Linked DNA regions of Mus musculus: regions 1, 2, 3 and 5 are each linked to region 4. A link is a loop called in an ENCODE intact Hi-C map of the cell type or tissue named here. Cell type or tissue: gastrocnemius. All regions are shown on one strand. Region 1 overlaps Ssh1 (slingshot protein phosphatase 1). Region 2 has its middle 21 kb from the start of Coro1c. Region 3 overlaps Svop (SV2 related protein). Region 4 overlaps Coro1c (coronin, actin binding protein 1C). Region 5 holds the start of Coro1c (coronin, actin binding protein 1C).

Region 1 (5,000 bases), 99 kb before region 4:
ATACACTCAACCGAATCTAGAAGCCAGGCATTGGGGCACACACACCTTTAATCCTAGGACCAGGACAGAAGTTCTCTGACTTCAAGGACATTGTTATCTACATATTGAGTTCCAGGCTAGCCAGGGCTACCATTGTGAGACCCTGCCTTATAAAACAAAAATCTTAAAAATATATAGTTTTTGGTTTATATTTATTTATTTATATACTTAACTGGGGCTGGGAATGTGGCAACATGAGAAATGCCCATTTATTTGTTGTTTGTTAGTGTGGGGTATTTTTGAGTCGGGGTCTTCCTCTATAGTTCATACTGACCTGGAACTCACCTTGTGGCCCCCCAGGCTGACCTCAAACTCAAATTCCTACCTCAGCCTTAAATCTTCCAGGTCTTTCACTGGTTAGTACTTTTTTAAAAATCACGCTGTGGTGCCTTCTCCTACAGGGGAGCGACTTTACCTTCTCACTGCAGTATATTTGGTGCTTAATTGTAAACCTGTGTTTTAAACTCGATAGAAAAAAAAAAAAAAAAACCTTAGGAAAAAACAGATTTCTTTGTTGAGGACAACGGACTTCCTCCTGCTGGGTTAAGTTGGAGGTGGAGTGACTGAACTCCGGAAACCCACACAGATGTGCTACCCGTGTCTAAACGCATCACCCTGGGCCAAAGAAAATGAGGACAAACTCACACTCTTTTGTAAACCAGTCACACAGTTCCCCCTGTGGCTTCATGCCTGTGCTGAAGTGGGCTCCTGTTGGAGCAGATCACTTCTGATAGGCTCCACCCCACATCACTCCTGTCTGTCCCGCCCACAGATCCGAAATGAGCTGGAGAAGCAAATGAACTGCAACCTGAAGGAGTTCAAGGAATTCATCGATAACGAGATGCTGCTCATCCTGGGCCAGATGGACAAGCCCTCCCTCATCTTTGACCATCTTTATCTTGTAAGAAGCCTAGCTCTAGTGGGACCGGGTTTGGGGGCCTAATTTTGGGACTTGGATTGGGGACCATGCTCAGAGACACGTACAACCCAGATGAGGCTGTGCCTTAGCACCTACCAGAAACAAAGGTAGCTTACTTGTTCCTCTCTGAGCCCACTGAAGGATGCACTCTTCCCCTCCCCCCACGTCTCCTGTGCTTGGTGTCTCCAGACCGTAAATATCCGTAGAAGGCAACTGGCCAATCTTCAGAGGCAAGCAGGTTGCTAAAATTAGCTAGGAGATCATGAAGTTGAATGGAAAGACCCAGCCAAAGCAGGGCAGTGGTGGCGAATGCCTTTAATCCCCATACTTGGAAGGCAGAGGCAGGTGGATCTCTGAGTTCAAGGCCAGTGAGTTCCAGGCCAGCCAGGGCTACACAGAGAAACCCTGTCTGGAAAAAACAAAAAGGAAGAAAGGGAAAAAAAAAACAAAAACAAAAACAAAACATCAAGGCCAACTTCCTGCCCTGTGCCCTCCCACTCTACTGAGTCAACTTGTCTCTTCCTTCATAGAGCGGTTAGGATGACTAAGTGAAGTGCATTCTGGAGCCTGCAAGCGCAGGTTCTGTAGGCCTGGTTGTGGGCCATAACTGGCTAGAAGAGAAAGTGTCTCCTTACGGGAATTGAAGGACGATGGCGTTAGCCACTGAGGGGAAACTTCAGTCTTCATAAATAGATGTTTGTGTATACATACATACATACATACATACATATGTATACATACACACACACGTGTGTGTGTGTGCTTTAAGTAGGTTTTGAGACAAGCTCACTCTGTAGCTCAGGCTAGCCTAGAGTTTGTGATCCTCTGCCTCTGCCTCCTGAGCATTGAATGTATAGATTTTTATGTTCTTGTTTTTATGTGACTCTCCCTGCATGTACAGGTCTCAGGCTATATCCACTGAGATGTGAGAGTCTGGGTTTGAATAACTTGAAAAGGCAGAGAGGGTATGTGTGTGCTGGCTGGCCTCCCTGAGAACAGTGAAAAGCCGCCTCCTCCACTCTGTCCACTAGGTGGCGGTCACAGCCAAAGGACTCACAGCCTTTGTGGCGCTTGTGAAGTCTTTCCATGAGTGATAGTAAAGGAATTTTATGCACGAGGCTGCCCCTGAGATGTGAAAATCCAGCTCACGTTGCTTGATGATCAAACCCTGAGCCCCAGATGACCTGGGAAGCTCGGGAGAGGAAGTTGGCAGGCAAGGAGACGGAGATATGGAGACAGGGATGGCCTTGCCAGGACTGAGGTGGCTGCATTTTCAAGAGCATCCCTGGTTGCTGTTTGTGTTTCTATTCGGTGCTCCTTGACTAGAAATAGAGACGTTTTTAATGATACAGTGTATCCATGTATCCAGTCAGACAGCTACAGACTTAGAAACAAATCATTTTAAAGGAGAAAAAAAATATTTCCAGCTCCCACAGGGAGGTTGTCACCCACAGCATTTTGCTGTTAGTTTGTTGTTCAGTTTTTTTTTTCTTCTTTTATTATTATACATAAGTACACTGTAGCTGTCTTCAGATGCACCAGAAGAGGGCACCAGATGGTTGTAAGCCGCTATGTGGTTGTTGGGATTTGAACTCAGGACCTTCGGAAGAGCAGTCAGTGCTCTTACCCACTGAGCCATCTCTCCAGCCCCTGTTGTTCAGTTTCTTATAGGGCTAGAATTGGAACGTGGGCCCCACACTGGCTTTCTCTGATGCCTGTGTAGAAAGAGGAGGCTGCGCCTGTGCTGTTCCAAGTAGACTTTGTCTCTCTGGTTTGTTTGTTTGTTTGTTTGTCTTGGTTTTTTCTTTGAGTGTCGCCTACTTGCACCACCGTGATGATTATTTTACTCATGGCAATCTTCTTGCCTCTGCCTCCTGTGTAGTGGGATGGTTTATTTTGAAGTGCCCATCATTGGGATCTGTGGTCATTTGTGTTACTAGTTCCTGGGAGCACTGTTTGAAATTCATAATTACCGCGTCAGAGGGTGGGAACTTTTTATTTTTATTTTTATTTATTTATTTTTTGAGACAGGGTTTCTCTGGGAACTTTTAAAGTATCAAATACCTACCAGGAAAGGGACCCAGGGTTCCTTCTGTATCTAATGGTGAGGACGACACAGTGGGCTATGCCCATGGCAGAATAAGAAGACTGGGGGACATGACGCAAACGTCTCTGAAGTTGGGGGATCAACAAGGCTCTGTTTCCTCTCTGTCACCCTCAGTGATGCCCAAGGGCCTCAGGAACCTGCTTAGACTCCTTCCTCTCCCTCTCCTGGTTCTTTTCCATCCTTCCTTCTGCTCTGAGGCTGAGGCCCCACTGTCACGTCCCCCATCTGTGCCGAAAGCAGCTCTGAGACTGGAGTGTGAACACTCACAGAGCTTTGTATGATCTGTCCCCCAGGGCTCCGAGTGGAATGCATCCAATCTGGAGGAGCTGCAGGGCTCAGGGTAAGTCTGCTCCCGTCTTCCCCATCTCTCCAGGCAGCGTAGGTAGCCACTGCCTTGGCCTGCCCGCCTCATGGCCTCTGTCCGGTCTCTGCAGTGGCTGGAGGGGCTCATGTGCTTCAGAGTACTACACACAGTAACCCATGATTTGTAGATCCTTCCTGGAGTCTTAGGTGATTGTGGGGGTCTTGGAGCAGCTGAGTCACACCGGGGAATGTAGGACAGCCTGGCCCTAGGCAGGCTCTGAGCTCCTTCCCACAGCCCCACTCCCCAGAAGAATTGCCGAAAACCATTGTTGGAGAGTTACTGTAACAAACCATTGCATGGACACACACACACACACACACCCCTGTTGGCCTTGTATCGAGTCAGCAACTCTGAGAACTGAGCCACCCCTGGTAATCCTTTGGTTCTTGGTGGGAATCTTCTCGTGACCGAACAGTCATCGCTGGGCAGGAACTTGCCTGTCTCTGAGAAGTGCTCAGTAGCAGGAGTGAACCTTTGAGCTAAGCCCTTCAAGGAAGCTGTCACAAAACCACCGTTCTGTGGTCTGATAAGCTGGCCTTCTTGAACCAACTGCAGTTGAAAACTGAGACTAAACAGAGCTTAAAAGTATATCCTTAGAACTTCCGGTCAGAGGTATCCACCACCACCCCCCACCCCCCCAGCAGAGTGCCTGGCCAGCGTGCGGTCAGACCTCACGCTTTCGTCTTACTGGGAATAAATGCATGATTCAGGGAACTCTCTTGAGATGTTGTTACTTAGGGTGAAAGCTATTTGAGACCCTTTCCAGTTACCAAAATTGTTTTGGTTTTCAGGAAATGAGTGTACTGGTTAAGGGTGGAGGCTGTGGAGTCTGGGTTAGCAGATGCTCTCAAATAGGACAAGAGTTACAGAAGGCACAGTCTGCCTTTTAACTCTTTTAAGAGCAGAGGTTTGGTTTTTAAGACAGTATCTTGCTCTATAACCCAAGCTGGTCTTGAATGTATTAATAAGTAAGGGGGTTTTGATATGACATGGGTTATTTTCGAGTAAGACATTCTTGTCCTATGAATAAAACTCCTGCAAAAATGACCACTAAGCAAAAATAAAAAAACAAACAAACCTCTCTCCCAAAGCCATGCCTTGTGGTCTGCACATCCTTTGACTTTCTGTCCGCAGGTTTTTGTTACTTTGTTTTCCCTGTTCCTCATTCTGGCTGGCTCTCTGGGCCCTTTGCTTCTTTTTCAGAGTTGACTACATTTTAAATGTCACTAGAGAAATAGACAATTTTTTCCCCGGCTTGTTTGCGTACCATAACATCCGCGTGTACGATGAGGAGACCACAGACCTTCTTGCCCACTGGAATGAAGCTTATCATTTCATAAACAAAGCGAAGTAAGTGTGTGGGAAGGCGGCCTTGGGAGGGACGGCAGCGGCAGGAATGAGTGGCGGGCCAGATAAGGAAGCTAACCTCGCAGTGGAAGTGGGCAGACAGGATCTTAGGGGAGGTAGGACTGTCTGGTGGACCTTTGTTTTAGCTACAGAACACCAGGCACTAAAGTGGGCAAGTAGCAATCAGCCCTCTCCATAGGGCGCCCTCACGTTCTCTTCCACCT
Region 2 (5,000 bases), 75 kb before region 4:
GCTAAAACTACATAGTGGAGTCCTTTCTCAAACAAAACAAAACAGAAAAGAGGTAAAGAAAAAGAGGGAGGGGGCTCTTCGCCCCAAAGTGCTGTATCAGAGCCAAGTTTCCTATGGTTCTTGAAATTGGATATCTAAGTAGGGCCCGAGGTTGAAATAGGCACACACATGTGGATCCTGGCACTGAGGCAACTGAGGCCAGGGAGGGGGGGGGGGTGATCCTAAATTCAAAGCTAGCCTGGTCTACATACTAAGACCCTGTCTCAACAAAACAGCTGTGCACACAAAATGTAGTGAAGACAGAGCTATCGGTGGGGCCAGCAATGTCTGCTCATATGAGGATTGCTAATAATACATGCAGAACTCCACACAGGCACATGCTCTGTGCTGTATGGCTGGGAGGACAGAGACAGGAGGATTATGAGTTTGAAACCAGCCTGGGCTACATAGGGAAATCCTATTTAAAAAAAAAAAAAAAAAAATATATATATATATATATATATATATATCACAGGACAGCCAGGATTATATAGAAAAACCCTGTCTCACCTCCCAAAAATACACACACACACACACACACACACACATGCACACATAGAAAAAAATCACAATGGGCTGGAGAGAGATGGCTTAGCAGTTAAGAGCACTGATTGCTCTTCCATAGGCCCCGAGTTCAAATTCCAGCAACTACATGGTGGCTCACAACCATCTGTAATGGGATCTGATGCCCTCTTCTGGTGTGTACTTATAATAAATAAATAAATAAATAAATAAACCTTAAAAAAAGAAAGAAAGAAAAGAAAAAAGAAAAAGAAAATCACTGGACAATGAACACATAGTACGCCCCTCTGAGCTGCGGTCTTATGTACAATGTGAAGTAGTTGGTCCAGGTTGGGACGCAAGTCATCCTTCAAGGACAAGCTATAATGGTCTGAGAACAATGGGCCACCCATTCACTGACCAGATCCTCTGCTTCCTGCCTCCTCGTTACCTTTAAGGACCAAGAGTCACAAACACAGGGTCACTAGAGAAGCAGCCTTGAGCAGGGATGTGCACACCTCCGTCCTGACAGACCCTATCCAAAGTACAGGATCTGCCACTCTCAAAGCCAGAACCAGGTCCTGGGCAGTTCTTCCCCGGAGGGATCCTGAACAGGAGAACAGGGCAGCCTGGGAGCGTAGGCTTGGCGCTGCTGCCGTCCAGAGGCAGAGGCACATCCTGTTCTGCGGTTGCCATGGTATATCCGAAAACATCTGCCACAACACAAGGCTGGGGTGGCGCCTGGCAGGAGAGCTCTGGCCGAAGAAGGGCCTGGGCGGGCTGGGCACCAGACTGAACAAAGTCAGCAGCTGGGCAGGGATTAGGAAAACGTCCCGAAAAAAAAAAAACGTCCCAGATCTCCCGCACACATGTGCACAGTTCACACACACACACACACACACACACACACACACACACACACATTTATCTGGGAAGCAAGGCTTGCTGCATATCTAACTCAAGCAGATTTCCTGAAGAGTTCTCAATTCTCTATTTTTGGTTTTGGGATTTTTTTTTTCCCTTTTGCTTTTTTTTTTTTTTTTTTTTTTTTCCTTTTCTGGATTTAGTTTGGTTTGCTGTTTGGAGAAAAGGTCTCCTGTAGCCAGGTTGGCCTAGAATTTGCTGCATAGCTGAGGATAACCTTGGACTCCTGATCTTCCTGCCTCCACTTACCCAGTGCTGGAGTTGCAGGCTGTATCGCAGTGTGTTTATTAGTTATTATTTTCTGTGTATGGCTATTTTGCCGGTGTGTATGTGTGTGTATACCAGAGGTCAGCCAGGCATCAGATCCCCTGGGACTGGAGTCACAGAAATTCATGAGCCTCTGTGTGGATGCTGGGAATCAAATTCAGGACCTCTGGAAGGTAGCCTGTATCTTAACAGCCGGGCCATCTCTCTGCCTACCTTTTTTGTTTTGTTTTTATATTGTTGTTATTTGGGACAAAGTCTCACCCCGTTGTAACCCAGGCTGGCTTCAAGTCTATAGTAATTACCCTGCCTCAGCCTTCCTAGTGTTGGCTTTATGGATGCTACCACACCCAGTGCTAATTCTCTGTTTTCTTCTTTGAAACCCAGAGAGGAGATCCTGAGTCAGGCCAGAGGCTTCCTGACTTCCTGCCTGGACCCGCTCCCGGCCACGCCCACAGAACTTCCCAAACCTATGTCTCTCCAAGATGCAACTCACTGCCCTGTTGTCTCAGGAGCTGCTGATGTTTCTCATGGATAGTCCATAAAATACAGTCTTGGTGACAGTCAGTTGTAGGTTATGGAGGAGGAGTGACCCTAAGCCGGGAGGACCCCGTGCCTGAGGAGCCAGGAAGACCCGTGCTGAGGAGTCAGGAGGACCCGTGCCTGAGGAGTGTTACACACCTGCAGACTAAACGGGAGTCCCTGACTTGGAAGGGGTCTGCACAGATCTGTCAAACTAGATGGCTGGCTGAGTTGATCCCATGTGATGAGGTCACAGGTATTAGTGATACGTTTTCTTTTCTTTTCTTTTTTAAAGATTTATTTACTTATTTATTACATGTAAGTACACTGTAGCTGTCATCCAGAAGAGGGCATCAGATCTCATTACAGATTCAGATCTCATTACAGATGGTTTTGAGCCACCATATGGTTGCTGGGATTTGAACTTAACCGCTGAGCCATCTCTCCAGTCCAGTGACACGTTTTCTAAGAGAGAAACTGAGGCACGGAGAGGTGATATAACACTCCCCCGCCCCGCCCCGCCCCGCCCCGCCCACACCCATGCTATGGCTACATGAATATGCAAAGTAGGGTTTTTGGGGTTTTTGGGTTTTTTTGAGACAGGGTTTCTCTGTACAGCTCTGGCTGTCCTGGAACTCACTTTGTAGACCAGGCTGGCCTCGAACTCAGAAATCTGCCTGCCTCTGCCTCCTGAGTGCTGGGATTAAAGGCGTGCGCCACCACGCCCGGCTTGCAAAGTAGATTTATTTTGGACAGGAAAGGAGGCAGATTGAACCCAGGGCCTCACACAGGCTAGGCAGCCTCCTTATTTTTCTAACAGTCTTAGAAAAATTGTCCGGGCTAGCCTTGAGACTGCAATTCGTCCAGTCTTAGCCAGTCCGTTATTAGGTTGGGGTCTAATGCCTTACCGGCCTGCGCCACTAACGCTACAGTCCATAATCCCCAGTCCCATCCCTTAGCTGCTTTTCTAGGTACCAGAAGTCCTCAATGGCTCCTTGAAGCCACAGGCAATCCTCACTCTAAAAAGCCAAGTCAATCCTCACTCTGAAAAGCCATAGGTGAGCTGGGGTGGTGGCTACCCTCTGCTCCCCAAGTCTGTGACCCATCTGTTGGGCTTTGTTTCTGGGCTCCAAGGCTGTCCACTTTGTTTACCCACTCAAGAAGCCTAGAGTCATCTGAAAGGAGGGAACCTCAATTGAGAAAATGTCTCTATAAGATCCAATTGCAGTTGTGTTCACTTCGGCAGCACATATATTAAAAAAAAAAATTGGAACGATACAGAGAAGATTAGCATGGCCCCTATGCAAGGATGACACTCAAATTCCTGAAGCGATCCATTAAAAAAAAAAAAAGTCCAACTGCTGTACATTTTCTTAATTAGTGATCGATGGGGAAGGGCCCTGCCTATTATGGATGGGGCCAGCCCGTTATGGGCGGGGCCATCCCTAGGCTGGTGGTCCTGGGTTCTCTAAGAAAGCAGGATGAGAAGCATGGGAACAAGCCAGTAAGCAGCACCCTCCATGGCCTCTGCATCAGCTCCTGCCTCCAGGTTCCTGCTCTGCTTGAGTTCCTGTCCTGACTTTTCTTCAGTGATGGACTATGATGAGGCAGCATAAGCCAAGTAAGCCCGTAAGCCCTCTCCTCCCCCATCTTGCATTGGTGGTGTTTATGACGTTGATAGTAACCCTGACTAGGACAGTGTGATGATCACCCTGTTCTCAAGCCCACTTTCTTTCTTTCTTTCTTTCTTTCTTTCTTTCTTTCTTTCTTTCTTTCTTTCTTTCTTTCTTTCTTACTTTTTTTTTGTTTTTTTGAGACAAGCCCACTTTCTATAGCTGCAGCTGTGATGGGGGCTTGGCTGGGATCTTTAGTTAAGGATGACGTTTCTTTAGTCACACTGGACAATGTGGGTCACCCCTTCAGGGGATGCTTAGAATACAAATGACTTACACAGGTAGACCAACTAGAGGCAGACAGAATCACAGAACTGCCTCCTCCAATAAGCCATGTCTGGAAGGACCTCCTCTAAACTCTGCCAAGATGGCCTTTCTGTGTGAGCACCCTGTGAGAATTCCCAGGACAGTGAACTCCCTGAAGGTAGCAGCTGGGGCAGGGTTATCATGGTCTACCCGTGCCAGATATAGTATGTGCTCAATAAATACTTGTTGAATTGAATTGAATACTTAAAGAAGATCACTCTAATAAATGAATGCAGGAGCTTATCTCTCTGTCTTTCTTGGTCATGAGAGGTTTCGGGGAGCAGGGCAGACCTGAGTTACAGTTTTGCTCTGCCACTTCCTGGATGCACATAACCTCTCTGAGTCTCTGTTCTCACTTTTGTAAAAACAGGCATGCAGGGCTGGAGAGACGATGGTTCAGTGGTTAAGAGCACTGACTGCTCTTCCAGAGGTCCTGAGTTCAATTCCCAGCAACCACGTGGTGGCTCACAACCATCTGTAATGGGATCTAATGCCCTCTTCTGGTGTGTCTAACAGCTACAATGTACTCACAAATAAAATAAATAAATAGATATAAATAAATAATAGACATGCAGTCTGAGGGAGAGTTGGATCTCAATGACCGGCACACGGTAGGTCTCAGCAACACTGCAAGCAGATGATTCAGGCCCTTAAGTCCATCTCTGGGGGTTTAAAGCTCTATTTCGGTACTGATGACCTCTCTGTGGCCTGGGCCAAATGGTGCTTTCTAGACTTTATGTCTCCGACTCCTTACTTAGGGTAGATAAGAGC
Region 3 (5,000 bases), 190 kb before region 4:
TGAGCCCTAGTAGGATCGTAAGGCAAACGGAAATACCCCCGTACCTGTTTGCCTCTCCTTTGGCTTTCCAAATCTGCGGACCACTCATAGCTTAGCATTATGTCATCTACATGTCTGAACCTTTTCCAGAGTTTAGGCAGGACAAGGCAACGTGACCAGGAAAATCCCTGAAACCCTGTCCCATCACAAAGATGACCTGAATGTCTGCTGTCATCTGTTCTCAGCAGGTGTCAGGAGAGCCCAGAAGCTCAGAACTGAGACGGTACTAAAGTCAAACTTAGGTGAGGTTTAATACAGTGCACATGTGCCATCTGTTTGTATCCATTTGTATCAATTGCTTCCTCCAGAGGTGGAGGCTGGGTACACAGAGGCACTACTTAATTAGCTCACCTTAACCCTTGGTCAGTCTCTCTGAGATACTATGTTTCCATATCCCCGAAGCCTCCCTACTCTTCTCTATGTCTGACCTATTCAGTGAGCCTGACTTAATTTGCTCAGACCTGCTCAGGGTCACCGGGGCCAAGGCTCTGCTCTCTGCAGCTGCACCTGCTGGCTCACTGGGTCATGGAAGCCCTGGATTGGCACTGTGGATGTGGCTGTAGCTGTTGAGTCTCCATCCACCATACCCAGTTGCCCAGAGAGTTCCTGGCTGAGCAAACCATCTCCACCACTAGTGTAACCTTTTGATGGAGGTAAATAGACCCTCCTTAGTCTAGGGAGAGACTCCCCACCCTAGGACAGCTTGATCATCTTCACCTGTATTGCTCAAATCGGACATCTTCTGTGACCACTCCTCAGGCTGCAGAGTCTTCCAGAAGTCTTAGCACACGATTTCATTTTCTATTAGTTCTCTCCTTACGAGCTCCAACTCCACACAAACCTCATCACATTTGTCTTTGAGCAACCCAGACAGACTTCTTTCTCTGATTTACCCTTTAAACGACATCTCCACTAGGTGGTTCTCTCACCGCATGGACAGTCTTTACATGCAAAATCACGGAGATCTGCCGAAGCCTTTACAAAGATCTCGCCCCACCATAGGGCTCAGCAAAGCCACCAATGTGCCTTAAACAATGAAGTGGCTTGTGCCCCTCCCCCATCCCTCAGCTTGCTAATGGCCACCGTGAGATTTAAAACATCCACACTTACTTTCTCACGTATGTAACTAGGTAGCTGTTTTATCTGTGAGGAGGGGGGAAAAACCCCGCAGGCAAATTACAGGAGAAATACGAAGCCCCAAGAGGGCCTTGGCTCCTTGGCACTTCTGATGTCATTTACATAAACCTAATTATGTCATAATTAGACAGCACTCTTATCTAGTTAGAAAGATGGCTCCCTTAAGTGCTTTATTGAGAGACATTTAGGGGACAATATTTTTAGGTAGTTAGGTAATATTAAGAGTTTCCATTCATTTAGAGTAACTTTACCCAGCCAGAGAGTCAGAACAACAGCGTCTTGGGGTGTTATTTTAAAAATAAGTCAACAGCCAGAATGTAACGGTAACAGCTGTTTTGAGAACACAACGCCACAGGCGGGACAGGTTATAAAGAAAGGAGGTTTATCTCAGCTTATAGTCCAGGCTCAAGGCTGGTGGATGCATCTGTAGTGGCTCCCTTAGTAACAGCTAGGATGCATCTGTAGTGGCTCCCTTAGTAACAGCTGCGGAGCTGGCTCAGACATAACCTGGCAAGCCAACCAGGATGAAAGGAGAGTGTGATGTCTTTCTCCCATAACCCCAGCATTGAGGGGGCGGAGCCAAGGATAATCCCTACGGCTGTGAGGCCAGCCTGGGATACACAGTGAGTTCCAGGTTAGTGAGACTCTCCCCACCTTTCCCCCCAGATTCAATCTTGGGACTGACCCTAACGCTATTGTCTAACCCTGGTCAACCCTCAGTCCCAACCCTGAGTCCCCACCCCCTAGACACTAAAACTGGATCAAGTCTCCTGCTTGAGAATGAAGAGCCACCATATAAAATCCCTGCGCATGTGCATCAGGCACCCAAACCACAACAATGGGAAGGCAAATCAAATCACTTGTAAGGGGCTCCCTTCCCCCAAATACACATTGATGCTCTCGATAAAAGAGCTACCGTATTCATTGCCGACAATGACGGTACCGGGAAGCATGTCCACGGGACAGCTATGCTATGCGTCTTCAGACGATGTGTATCCCAGCCCTGCCCCTATTTGGCTGATTAGAAAACCCTGCTCCTGGGAGGCTTGATCAAAGTCAGGTGCTCATTAAGTGAAGGGGAGAGGTAGTGGTTGCTGGTCATGAACCACCCAGCACTCAGGGTTTAAGACAGTGATTTACTTAACTCAGCCTGCATTTGGGCAGTTAGGCGGTACTACTGTGTCAGGGGCTTGCTCGAGTTTTCAGTCAGCAGATGCGTTCGATGATTCGATGAACTTAAAGGCTCCATCTGGCTTCACCCAGGCACAGCCACCTGGGATCCAAGACAGGAAGACAAAGCCACAAAGTCTCATGTAGCCTAACCTTGCAGGCCAGTTGCCAATCAATTCAGATCAAACTTGACTGATGCTGGACAGTGGGATGGAGAAGTCACTGTGAGATGCGTAGTCTCACTTTACGTCGGTGGAGAAGCATATTGGGTTTGGTTTGTGGTTGAAGGGATGGTTCAGAGGTCAAGAGAGCTTACTGCTCTTGAAGAGGAACCAAGTTTAATTCTCAGCCCCTCTGCAGAATAGCGAATAATGGATGTGGCTCTACCTCCCTCTTCTAGTCAGTATGGGAATTGCACACACATAAAATTAAAAACAATTATTTAAAAATAATTCCAAAATAAATTGATTTGGTAGCTTAGAATATAGCCCAGTGGGAGAACACGTGCCTAGTTTGAACATAGCTCTGAGCTCAATCTCTAGTATCAAAGGGAAAAGATGGACTAAAAAAAGATTTATATTTATACGTGTTTTGCCTGAAGGTGTGTGTGCACACGCACCTGTGTGTGTGCAGTACTTGCAGAGGTCAGAAGGGGACAGCTGATCCCCTAAAACTGGAGTTGCAGGCAGTTGTTTTGAGCTGCCATATGGGTGCTGCGATCTCCAGCCCCAAGATTTGGATTCTAATTTGTAACTCTATCGTTACAAGTGACATCTTAGTTATAAAATGAAAAAAAAAAAAAAAAGAACAAAAATCTCATTAAAGCTCCAAGTATCTTCATGAGAATAAGCAGATTACAGGAGACAGTAAAGAGCAATAGCTTTTGTGTGCAGTAGGGAGCGCTGTGTGCAGCCACAGAGCACCATTCAGGTGAAGAGACAGCTGGAGAAAAACTGGCAGGTCCAGGGCACCTTCCTGGTGACTTCCTACATAACCATGTTTACGAAGGTCAGAGGACCATTTGTAGGAGTCAGGTCTCTCCTTCTGCCATGTGGAGTCCTAGGGATGAACAGGGACCAAACTCAGCTCACTGAGCTTAGCAGAATGGACCTTTATCTGCTGTACCATCTCGCCAGCCCCAGAAAAGCTCACTCTTAGAATAAGGATGTGATTACAAAATGGAAAAGGAAGGACAAATTAAAAATTACATTTGTCACCAATGCCATGGTGGTCTGTTCAGGTAGAAATAGCCAGAGGCTACAGCAGGTGGGTAGAGGTTCTGTGGAGGACAAGATCTTGGCAAATCTGAATATGTCCTGGCAAACTACCAGACACCAACTCCATCCATCAGTGAATAACAACTTGACAGCAAGGGAGCAGGGTAGCTTTGCACACCCCAGATGCAACTGTCGGGAGCAATTCCATGTAATCCCCCCATGGCTGTCCCCAGGGATGCACAGACAGACATCCGGAACCCAGAATGGAGGGACAAAAGGCCATACACAACATAGCCTTATCAACTTGCTAACACAGCTGCCCGTAAACCCACAGCCAGACTTTCTCCAGACTCTGTGGTTTCTGCAGACCTCGACGAAAGCATGCCAGAACTCGAGGGTCATCTGGGGGGAGTTGGTTTAAAACACAGGGGCCACCAGGCAGTGGTGGTGCACGCCTTTAATCCCAGCACTTGGGAGGCATAGACAGGCGGATTTCTGAGTTCGAGGCCAGCCTGGTCTACAGAGTGAGTTCTAGGACAGCCAGAGTTACACAGAGAAACCCTGTCTCAAAAAACAAAACAACAAAAAAATAAATAAATAAAAATGCAGGAGCCATTTGTGAAAATCTGCTTCCCAGGGACAAGGGAGTCACACACTGGCAGACTATGATAGTGCATGCTGGGAGACAGGACGGGAAGATAGTGAGTTTGAAGTCAGCCATGAGCTACACAGTAAGAACCCGTTGGTTGAATTTCTGACTTCAGCCACGATACCAGGAAATTCCAACGTAGGAATCCACGGATCACTTTTGGAGGGAGGGAACTCAGAATCTGTCATCTTCCCACTCTTTAACCCCTGTCTCTTCACTTACCTAGGGTGACGCTGTACGCCGAGTTCCTTCCCATGAAGGCCAGAGCCAAGTGCATTTTGCTGATTGAGGTAAGGAGGGGGTGACAGGTCTCCCAGGAATTCTTACTGACTGTGAAGCAGCTTTCAAATGTATGTAGCCACAGGCTCACAAAGACTCAATTGAAAATTATGCACATGTATATATAGTATAAATGCTTTGTCCTCCTTCCCTCTTTCTTCCTCCCTTTCTTTTCTTCTTCTAATTACTTATTTAATGTATGTGGGTACACTGTTGCTATCTCCAGATGCACCAGAAGAGGACACTGTTTTCCATTGGTTGTGAACCACCCTATGGTTACTGGGAATTGAACTTAGGACTTCTACAAGAGCAGCTAGTGCTTTTAACTACTGAGCCATCTCTCCCACCTTCTCCCTGTCTTTCTTCAATTGGAGGTTGATCTAGGACAGTGGTTCCCAACCTTCCTAACTGTATCCTCTCGTACAGTTCCTCATGCTATGGTGACTACCAACCATAAATTATTTCATTGCTACTTCATAACTGTAATTTTGCCACTGCTATGAATAGAA
Region 4 (5,000 bases):
CCCCACTGTCCCATCCGAGGCAGTCGCAGATTATCTATTCATAGCGAGTGCTTTCACCTCTCTTCCCACATAGGTCCTTATCTTACAGAAGTAAACAAAGGTAAGCACGGTACCTGGTGTATCTGTGGTTCTATCCTGGATTTTCTCAGCAGACTTTATTCATTACAACAGAAGTAGAAGCCCTGATGTGGGGTGTCCTGTGGTGTGTCTGGGGTACAGATCACCTCCGGGCTGTTGACCTTCGGCAGATCCAGCCTCAGTCCCAGGCTCAGCTTGCCCTCCAGAAAGTGCAGAGGTGCCACGTGCTACCTCGTGAGGCCTCGTGGAGCCTCCAGACTGTTCTGCAGCAAGTCCCTCATCTCGCGTCTTGAGACCTTCTCGCCTTTGTGCTCCCTTTGAAATCAGTGCCCTGGGCTCTGTAAAAACATGACCTTTTGCAAGGAAGCACTTCATGGCTGTAACTCTAGTGTCTTGCTCAGTAGTCAGTTCCCGGCGGGTGATCAAGATAGGAGAGTGGGCTCTGGAAACACTTTGTGTATTTTAAATTTGTGCCATGTTTGAAAAATAAAACCATTAAGCCAATTGCCTTGCTTGCTTATGGGAGCAGGTTCCCCTGCCCTGCCTCCTGCAGCCCTGCTCTCCCGTTCACATGTGGAGGGGACACAGCATGCAGGCTTCGCACATGTGCTCGAGCGTGTTTTCAGAACCTCAGTGGGTTTGCAGTGGTTGAGCCCCGCTTTCATCTGGAAGCCCTTTGGGGCTGATTAGGTTGTTTTCCTTTCTTTCTTTCAAAACAAAACATTACTATGGTAATGTGTCATCCAATAGAATTTTTAGAGACTCAAAGACTTTTTTCTTTCAGTAGACAGGATAGAGACTTGTCCCTGCCGTGCTGAGGTGTTGCTCTGGACCCTCTGTGGAGGGTGAGTCTGACGTCTGCCTCCCTGCTCAGTGAGTGTTTCTGAGAAAGCAGATTGGTGTTGGGGTCCCAGTCTTTAACCACAGGAACAGAGAAAAACTCTCCAACCCTCACAGACAGCATCAGCACAAATTGTCCCAGGCATAAACAAGAGCTTTCACACACATGACATGTGGGATGTAAGTGGGTACTAATGAGCTCACTACAAGACCAGAGTCCTCTCAGAAGTTCTGGGGCTCAAACCTAAAAGTGTGTGTGATCACAGGAGAGCAGAGGTGTGCTCGGCCTTGTCTAAGGCCTGGATCTGCATGTTTGTATTGGATCACTGCAGTGGCACAGAGGAGACAGGACCAGGACGCATCACATCGCTTGGAAACGCAGGCTCAGATGAGGACAGTTTTGTCAGAAGGTTCATGCCGCCAAGAGGAGGGCAGTGTCCAGAACCTAGGCCTTCCAGCTGTAGCTCTGTGTTCCTCCCCATGAGCAGCTTCCTATTAGGGTAGTGCTGTGCAGAACATTAGCTCAGTTGACCTTTCCAGAACCCTCTGTAAGCCAGGCCATGCTCCCTCAGTATAAACACAGAGTTTGGCTCCCAGCACCTAAGGGTTCAGTGCTAACGTGGCTAATTAGCATCCCAGCCCCAGAGGCCCAGGCCAGCCTGCCAGCATGTGCATAAGAATGAGAATAGAGTGGCACTCTGCTCTGTGTCCCCAAGCAAGACCTTCAGTGACATTGACAGGCCATTACCAGAAGTAGCAGGCCCCCTCCAGGCAGAGAGCCAGTTAGTGACAGTGGTAAGTAGGCCTGCAGCACTAGAAAGTGGGGGGGGAGCAGGGGGCAGGCGTGCTGCCTGTGGCAGGGCCCACAGCTCACATCTCGCTCTGTTCTCATCACTCGGCTTCTGGTGTCTTTACATTTTGTTTCTCAGACTCTCCCAGACATCTCTGCTGCCCCCGCCCCTCGGCCAGCCTCTCCCAGGCATTGTTTGCTCGATTTTTAGAAGATGCTTTGTGCATTTGGTGGGTTTCTGTTGAAACTGACTACTTGATTTCCCTGTTTCTTCCCTTTCCCCTGCTTCTTTTCATTCTTAGTTGTTTCTTCAGAGACTCCCTATGGAGCCAACTCCTGTGGTGTGGTCCTGACTACACTTGCATTTTCAGTCAGCACAGCATTGGACACAGTGGACATCGCCACGTTAGCATGCCCACCGTCCACCATCACCCCAGGTTCAGTGCATACCCCGAGACCGCCTCAATGCACATCCCCAGGGCAGTGGAGCGCGCTGCTATGGGTGGCCCACACTTGGGGTGTGTTTGTGTGACTCCAGCACCGTCTGTATTTGGGTGTCAGTTTGTGAGAGCTCAGTTTCCCATTCAGCCTCCAAGCCATTACTACCTGCTTTGTGGCGGCTCCTCAGTAGATGTGTGATGGACCCAGGGCGAAAGGAGCTAAGTCTCTGTGTCTAGTGCATCTACCTGCCATCAAGTCGGCTCAGCGTGCACTGCAGACACCAGCCGGCCTGACTTAAGACACTGGCATATGGGGCTGTTAAGACTGCTCTTCCCAAGGTCCTGAGTTCAAATCCCAGCAACCACACGGTGGCTCACAGCCATCTGATGGGATCTGGTGGCCTCTTCTGTGTTCATGAAAACAAAGTGCTCGTACATAAAATACACAATAAGAAAAAATTAAAATTCTGTCCTATAACAAATGTTCTGCTTTCATCATTGACATTTCCCCTCTACTGAAGCAAGCCATGGGCGAAGGAGAAGTTTAGAGAAATGGAAGCTCGTGCTTGAGCCTTGCTGCTCCTGAGTCCCAGGGTGCAGATTCTGACGACACCCTGCGCCTCCGCCACCCTGCTCACTGTTGCTGGCCTTGGGATCCAAGCAGGCCGAGGCAAGGGCGACCCCTGGGGGTAGAGCGTGGAGTTACCACACTTGCTGTTAGAAGCAAAAAACAACAACCCCTTGAGTCGTTCATGAAGGTTCCTGCAACATCACGCTTTCGTCAGAGTGATCCCCCTGTTCCCGTGCGTTCTCTTCAGCTGCAGTTGTGATTATACTCAGCCAGGTTCCGCTGCCCTACTGGAAAGTAGAGCAGTGGCCCCTGCTCCCAGGGGAGCAGACCTGTGCCAGGGCGAGTTAGGCAAGACCCGTGCCAGCGCCCCTTCTCCTCTGGCCTCAGCTGCCTGTGCAGATGTCACCACATGGTGGGAGCTGGGCTGGAACATCAGGTGACCTCTAGGTTTGGGCCTCAGGAGGTTGGTTTATTTTCCTGTGATTTGCACGAGATGTTTTATTTGCTTCAAGTGGAATCCAGCTATGACAGTATGCAAATCACCCGGGAGGCTGAGGCAGGAGGATCCAAAAAATAATGATTGTCAGGCTGAGAGATGGCTGGGCCACAAAGGGCACTTGCTGTTCTTGGAGAGGATCCAGGTTTTTAGAGGGTAATTGTGTCAACCTTCACTCTTTGTGGATCGGACACTGTGCAGTGATGCTCTTCTGGGCCTTAGGCCCAGTCCACTTACCTGCGACAGTTCTTAGGGAGTAGTTTTGTATCTTGACTCTGAAAGCCTCCATCTTTGCCTGGCGTGGTGCATGGCTGAGGCTTGGGGTCTTGCCTCTGAATTTGAGGTGGGAGGGTTGTTTTTAATTTGATGCCAGACTGGGCCACATAGCAAGACGCTAAATAAAGCAAGAAACAAGGCAGAGAGCCCTCAGCTCCCAGTGTTCATCACTGAGTCTGCTTCCCTCCGCTCGGCCGCGTCCTTCCCTTCCCCTCCCTGTGACAGTGTCCAGTCTGGATGTGCTAACCCTTCTGCCTGTCACCGTCAGTCAGCTGGTGTGTCTGTGCCTGTACGCAGTAAATGCACTAACAATGTTGGCTGGGCGTTGCCCCTCTTGCTCTCTACCTCACCCCCTTCTGATTCACATCCTTGCTGAATAAGGAGCCCACCAGCTGGCCCACAAGCTCTGAGTCCCCCTGTGTCCACACCCCGCCTCAGCAAGTCCTGGAATCACAGGCATGCATGGCCACGGCTGGCTCCTTATTTGGTGCTAGCAATCCAAGCTCAAGATTTTCCCGTAGAGCAAGCGCTCACTCACTGAGCCAGCTCTAGACCCCCAAATGGATTTCTTTCTCTCTTTTCTTAAGTATATACCTCGTTAAGATATAATTGATGGGGCCAACAAGATGGCTCTGCAGGTAAAGGCACTTGACATGCAAGCCTGGTGATGTGAGTTCAATCCTTAGAAGCCATGCAAAGGTGGAAGAAAAGAAGCAACTGTACAACGTTGTCCTCTGACATCCACATGCGTGATACACACACACACAGAGGCATGATGCACACATGCACACACGCACACAGAGGCATGATGCACATACACACACAGAGGCATGATGCACACACACACACACACACACGCACACACACACAGAGGCATGATGCACACACACACACAGAGGCATGATGCACACACGCACACATACAAATACACAGAAGAAGGCCAAGCGTGGTGACGCACGCCTTTAATCCCAGCACTGGGGAGGCAGAGGCAGGCGGATTTCTGAGTTCGAGGACAGCTTGGTCTACAAAGTGAGTTCCAGGACTGCCAGAGCTATACAGAGAAACCCTGTCTCAAAAAAACAAACAAACAAAACCAAATACACAGAAGTACACAGCAGCAAGTAAGGTTGTTTTTTTTTTAAGATACAATTTATACAGAATATGCTCATTTAAAATGTACAATTCGGTGGTTTCTAATATGTTCATGAATGCATATACCCACCAACACAAGTTTTTGAATATTTTCACCATCTCATAAAGGAATGTGGGACGTGGTGACTCACATGATATTTAATACGTGATAGTTCAGAGCTGTCTAGTACCCACTAGACAGTGGTGAGGGAGAAGCACAAAATGACGGAATCCCTCAGAGAACACTGAGGTAAACCCTCTGCTGGCGCACGAGTGTGAACATGGGCTGTGTTTACATGTGGGATGTGGGAATATTTCTACCGCACTGTAGAAAGGAAATCTTACCATAGAGAAAGGAGAACACTACTCAGTCAGAGT
Region 5 (5,000 bases), 54 kb before region 4:
AGCATTGTAAGTTGTTTATCTTTCTGCTTAAGGAGCTTCCCAGAAGAATGAAATGTTTCAATCTTGGAGGAAACTGTTACACAACAGTAGTCAATACTTGGTAAGCTTTTTTTTTTTTTTTTTTTTTTTTTTGAGATAGGGTAGGGTGTGATAAAGACTTCCAATGTTGTCCTCTGGCCTCCTCATGTGCACAGGTATCTGTGCTCAACATGCATGCGTCGGGGTATTTGGGAGGGTTGGGGTGAGCTCACTGGTAGAGGCCCTGGGCTAGAGCCTCATGGTCACAAACAAACGAAACCTCAAACTCTTCTTTCCTCCAAATTACTTCCTGAAGCATTTGCATTTTTATATAGAGAGGAGAAAAAGTAGAGAAATGGGACTCAGCAGGTAAGAGCTCTTGTTGTGCAAGCTTTATGACCTGAGTTCAAATCCCCAGTACCTATCTTAAATGCTGGAGACAGCTGCAGTTCCCCCAGCCCTGCCCCTGCCCTGCCCACCCCCCAGCGCCTAGCTCTGTTGGAGGTGTAGAGAGGACTTCTGGGGCTTCTTGAAGGGTTCCAGCCCAGCTTCAGGTTCAGTGAGATACTCAGTCTCAATAGAATAGGGTGGAAATTGACAGAGCAGGGTGCCTGATGTCCTCATTTGATTTCAGCATGCATACACCCACTTCACACATAGTTGCATGTACACTACACACACACACACACCTCTATAAGACAAGAGAAACTGATTTGTCTAATATCTGTAACACAAGGACTTAAGTTCATTCTTAATTAAACGAGCCTGTCAGAATCCAAAGTCCATGGTTTTTCTCTTCCGTCCCCTGCCCCTGAGGCCGTCCGGGTAATCACTAACCAGCTAAGAGAGCAGGCTGTGCTGTCAGACAGATGAGGATTCTACCTGGTCCATGCAGGGTAATTTTTGGCAAGTCAATGCCTCCAAGTCTCCATGTCTTCATCTTTATTGCTGGATTTTGGGAAGTCTTTCTATGGCCACTGGGTTGCTGAAAGAATTTCTGACAATTCTGCAGCATCAGCTGGATGGCTTCTGTTTCCAAAGGCGTGGCTCGTGTTCTCTGTATTTCTCAGTTCTCTCTCAAGCAGTCTGTGCTCTCTGGACTCCCCGACACACTCAGCCCCCACTGTCTGTCCCCTTGTTTAATTAAGTATAATGATCATAACAAAAGCAACTGGTTTTTCTACATCACCATATGCCTGGTGACTGCAACAGGAGCATTACCGCCTCTACCTCATTTAAGTGGAGTGGCAAATCTTGCCGGGTACGAAGTACTGAGTCCCTCCAGTTAGCATAAGCTGCTTAGAGGCAAAACACAACCCACTCTCCATACAGTTGAGTCGCTGCCTTGACAGCAATAGGTGCCGTGTGTGTGTGTGTGTGTGTGTGTGTGTGTGTGTGTGTGTGTGTGTGAGAGAGAGAGAGAGAGAGAGAGAAGCCAGAAACTGAGCTCTGCCTGGGAGGGGCTGCTATTGTAGTCACAGATAAAGAAACCTAGCTCCCGCTGGAGAGGTGTTCTGCAATCAAGAGCACTTCCTGCTTTTTCAGAGGACTCCTGGTTCCCGGAACCACAGTAGTCCTCTGACAGCCTGCGGACACTCCAGATTCAGGCTAGCTCAGTCTGGTCTGACCTATGAGGGCACTGCATGCAGGTGGTGTAATTACATACACAGAGGCATACACGTAAAATAAACACACCAATCTTTAAAAATTGAGCTTTGCAGAGAGTAAAAACTTGCTGAGCAAGCTGCTTCATTCTGGTAGACCTAGATTTACACAACACATAATTTACACACACACACACACACACACACACACACACACACACTTTGCCTAATTTTATTTTATTTACTTATTTAGAGACAGAGTTTCTTTACATATCCCTGGATGTCCTGGAACTCAGTATGTAGACCAGGCTGGCCTGGAACTACTGACGGAGATCCACCTGCCTCAGCCTCCTCAGTGTTGGGACTAAAGGCGTGTGCCTTCTGTTTTGAGGTGGCAGTTTATCTTAATTCCTGCAACAAGAATTCAGGGGTTCTACCACTGAATGCCGACCACAGATTCCTGGACATCTCTGAGGCTAAAACAAAGTGAAAATTCATCCCTCTGCGAATTGTAAAGATGCCTTGCTTTGGGAAATAAATGGCCCAACCCCTCAGCTGGCCCAGATCTCTGGACGCAGTTTCCTTAGATCTTGGTATTTCAAAGCTTGATATTTCTGAAGGGGCTTTGGCTAATAGTGGGATAACCTTACACTCAAGATTAGGAAACTGAAATCCAAAGAGGTGAGTGAAATGGTCCCTGGGTCACTTCATTTGAGAGTAACAGGGCTAGGACACATATCCACGTGCTCATATGGAGGGACTTTAGCCAGGGAGTCTTCATTGCTTCTCCTTAGCTCTCTCTCATAGGTGTGGTCCAGCCCAAGGGTTGCCACCCTGCCCTGGAGAGTAGTGGGAGAGAGCGTGGGTGAGAGGGTTGAACCAGCCCTGATGGAGGTGGGGCTAAGAACTTGGGGCGGGGCTTACGGTTTAAGTACGCTCAGGGCTGTGGGCGGGGCTTGAGGTACAGCAAATAGGATGATCATAGGTTCCCCGGGTCTTCAGGAAATCCGAGCGGGGATTTGCGGCGCTCAACTGGGGGAAGCTAGGTTTTGGGGGCGGGGGGAAACCAAGCCCTGCTCACGGACTCGGTGGGCAGTTAGATGCGCTCAAACGACCATCCTCATAGAGAGGCTCTGCAGGGCCGTGGGTGGAGCTTAAGAACGCCCGCTCTGGTTCTAAAGACCTGGGTGGGGCTGGAAGGAGCCCGTGGGCGTGGCCACCCGGCCATTCAAGTGCCCCGGAAAGCGGGCGTGGGCTCCGAGTCTCCTTGCACCTCCCCGCGCCACCACAGGGGGCGCTCTAAGGAGAGCCGGGCATCTAACCGGGACCTTCCGGAAGTGGGCGTGGTGAAGCGTGGTTCGGCGGCGCTGGTTGGGCGCGGCCCCGGCGCGGGGGCGGGGCCCGCGCGCGCGAAGGCCTGGGCAGCGGCGGCCGCGCCCCTCCCCCGCGCGGCGCTCAGTGCCAGGCGGGAGGCGGCAGCGGTTGGAGGCTTCGCGGGGCTTTGCAGCAGGGACTTCGGCGGCGCCTCAGGCACCCGGGCTCTGGTAAGCAGCGCGCGCTCAGGACGGGGCAGCTCCGGAGCGAGCCCGGGGCGGGCGGGCCGGCCTCCGGGACCCCGCGTGTGAAGCTCTCGGCTGACAGGAGCCGGCGGCGCCGAGTGGTGCGGGGCGCACGCGCATGCCCCGGGCGCTGCGGCTGGGGAATGGCCGTCTGCGGGCAGCCGTGGGCCCGGCAGCCGTGAGGCGGTGTCTGAGCGCTGCGAAGAGCCTGCGGCCGAGCGCTCACGTGGGGCTGGGTCCGCGGGGGACCCCCGGTGTGCGGGGCGCGCCCGGGCGGGGCTCCGCCTGGCTCGCAGTGCATGGCCTCCTGGACCCTGAAGACCTGGGGCGGGGGCGGGCTGCAGTGGCGTGGCCTGGAGGAGGAACCCTGTCCCGGGTGCGGAACCTAGTGACCCGCGGGGCAGGTGGGGCTCAGCCGCGCCGAGATGGCTAGGATGACATCAGAGGTGGAGGGTGGGGACGCCCAGCCCAGCTCTGCCGCCGGTCCCCCGGCGGGCGTACGCACAGCAGCCCTATCTATCTCCAGTGATGTGAATGAGCTGGGGGGAAGTAGCCGGCTGCAGGGCTTTCGGAGAAGAAAGGGGCTTCCTCCCGGAGGGAGGTGCCGGCCCCGACGTCCTTTTTTGGGAGTGTTCAAAGGGTTTTTTTTTGCAGGCTGGAAAAGGAAATGCAGGCTTTCTCTCCGTCGTGGTTTAGAATCACATCCTATATTTGGCCTTCATGTAGGCTGCCCTTGTTTTGTGGTGTCAGAACGGCTTGCTCTACACATTTCGGTCGTGGGATTCAGAGTGAGAAGCAAATTGCAAGTTGTTCGTCTCTCCCGGAATTGCTTCCTGTAAGCATTTGAAAGAGAATTGACCGCAGAGCGTGCTTATTCGCAGGGCCACAATATGTTTAGTTTTGGAAATGGTTGGCACGAAATAATTGTACTCCCATCCCGTGGCCTTCCCTACCGGGATTATATTCTAAAACAGTACTTGCGAGGCTCTTAGTCACCCTATATAATAAAGCGTCTTATTGTCCTTGTCTGGCAGCACCCTGACACCAGGGCCTGCTAGTAGAGGGAAGAACATGATGAAGTACAAGTAGTTGCTTCCTGCCTCCTTCTCGGGTGTGAAGGCAAATGGTAGTTCATATTCCTGTCTGTCCGCAGCTTCAGAGCAGCTGAACACAGTGCTTGGTTCTGGACATGTTAGAGAACACTGACCTAGGGAGACTTGGGGAGTGTGTGTCACACGCAGTGATGTTTGGATAGCCAGCCTGACATTAAACATCGAATCTAGGCGGCGGTTACATATTGTACTGGCTGGTTTTCTGTCTAGCTTGACACAAGCCAGAGTCATCAGAGAGGAGGAAGCCTCAGTTGAGAAAAAGTGAGACTGAGGTTATAGAAAAGCCTGTGGGGCCTTTTCTTAATTGGTGATTCATGGTGGGAGGGCTGAGCCCATTGTGGGCGGGGCCACCCCTGGGCTTGCAGTCCTGCGTTCTATAAGAAAACAGGCTGACCAAGCCATGGGGAGCAAGACAGTAAGCAGCACCCCTCCATCAGCCTCTGCATCAGCCTCCTGCCTCCAAGTTCCCGCCCGCTAGAGTTCCTGTCCTGACTTCCTTTGATGATGAACTGTGATGTGGAAGTGTGAGCTGAATTAACCCTTTCCTCCCCAAGCTGTTTTGGTCCTGGTGTCTCATCACAGCAATAGTAACTAGAACTGAAACATATATAAACAGGAAAAAAAATGTGGTAGAGCAGAATTGCTTTATATCATAGCTCTACAAGTGCTCTGTCTTTTGGTAGTTGACAGTCACACACACAGACACA

The links. Hi-C counts contacts between places; a loop is a spot of excess contacts. Peaks named below come from ENCODE experiments on the same cell type or tissue, not always from the same donor. Only the 100,000 strongest peaks of a DNase experiment are listed, where the experiment ranks them.
Region 1: a loop joins it to region 4, with 10 times the contacts of the local background. A loop is called at or near these places in 28 of 42 quality-filtered maps.
Region 2: a loop joins it to region 4, with 6 times the contacts of the local background. A loop is called at or near these places in 28 of 42 quality-filtered maps.
Region 3: it touches region 4 in a loop (4-fold over the local background); 17 of 42 quality-filtered maps call a loop at or near these places.
Region 5: it touches region 4 in a loop (4-fold over the local background); 15 of 42 quality-filtered maps call a loop at or near these places.

The regions. Positions count from the first base shown.
Region 1 is chr5:113,951,658-113,956,657 of GRCm38, reverse strand. It overlaps Ssh1 (slingshot protein phosphatase 1), which reads left to right. Exons shown (of 15, transcript NM_198109.5): 10 at 812-940; 11 at 3,359-3,405; 12 at 4,633-4,779. Among named protein-coding and RNA genes, the nearest start is that of Gm52826, 21 kb to the left of the region's middle. In gastrocnemius, a CTCF peak has its summit at 1,989 (motif pointing right); a DNase peak (open chromatin) is centred at 1,991; H3K27ac peaks cover 1,542 bases.
Region 2 is chr5:113,927,318-113,932,317 of GRCm38, reverse strand. It overlaps the pseudogene Gm22056. Among named protein-coding and RNA genes, the nearest start is that of Coro1c, 21 kb to the right of the region's middle. In gastrocnemius, a CTCF peak has its summit at 2,593 (motif pointing right); no DNase peak of the experiment used is centred here; H3K4me3 peaks cover 1,121 bases; H3K27ac peaks cover 1,875 bases.
Region 3 is chr5:114,045,070-114,050,069 of GRCm38, reverse strand. Svop (SV2 related protein) reads left to right here. Exons shown (of 16, transcript NM_026805.1): 7 at 4,439-4,502. Among named protein-coding and RNA genes, the nearest start is that of Gm16108, 18 kb to the left of the region's middle. In gastrocnemius, CTCF peaks have their summits at 2,742, 3,234 and 4,729 (motif pointing right); DNase peaks (open chromatin) are centred at 3,333 and 3,738.
Region 4 is chr5:113,852,504-113,857,503 of GRCm38, reverse strand. The region is part of intron 3 of Coro1c (coronin, actin binding protein 1C); the gene reads left to right. Among named protein-coding and RNA genes, the nearest start is that of Gm52824, 13 kb to the right of the region's middle. In gastrocnemius, a CTCF peak has its summit at 2,829; DNase peaks (open chromatin) are centred at 1,653 and 2,829; H3K27ac peaks cover 3,816 bases.
Region 5 is chr5:113,906,777-113,911,776 of GRCm38, reverse strand. Coro1c (coronin, actin binding protein 1C) reads left to right here and starts at 3,071. Exons shown (of 11, transcript NM_011779.3): 1 at 3,071-3,166. In gastrocnemius, a CTCF peak has its summit at 2,895; DNase peaks (open chromatin) are centred at 2,588, 2,934, 3,568 and 4,646; H3K4me3 peaks cover 2,727 bases; H3K27ac peaks cover 2,651 bases.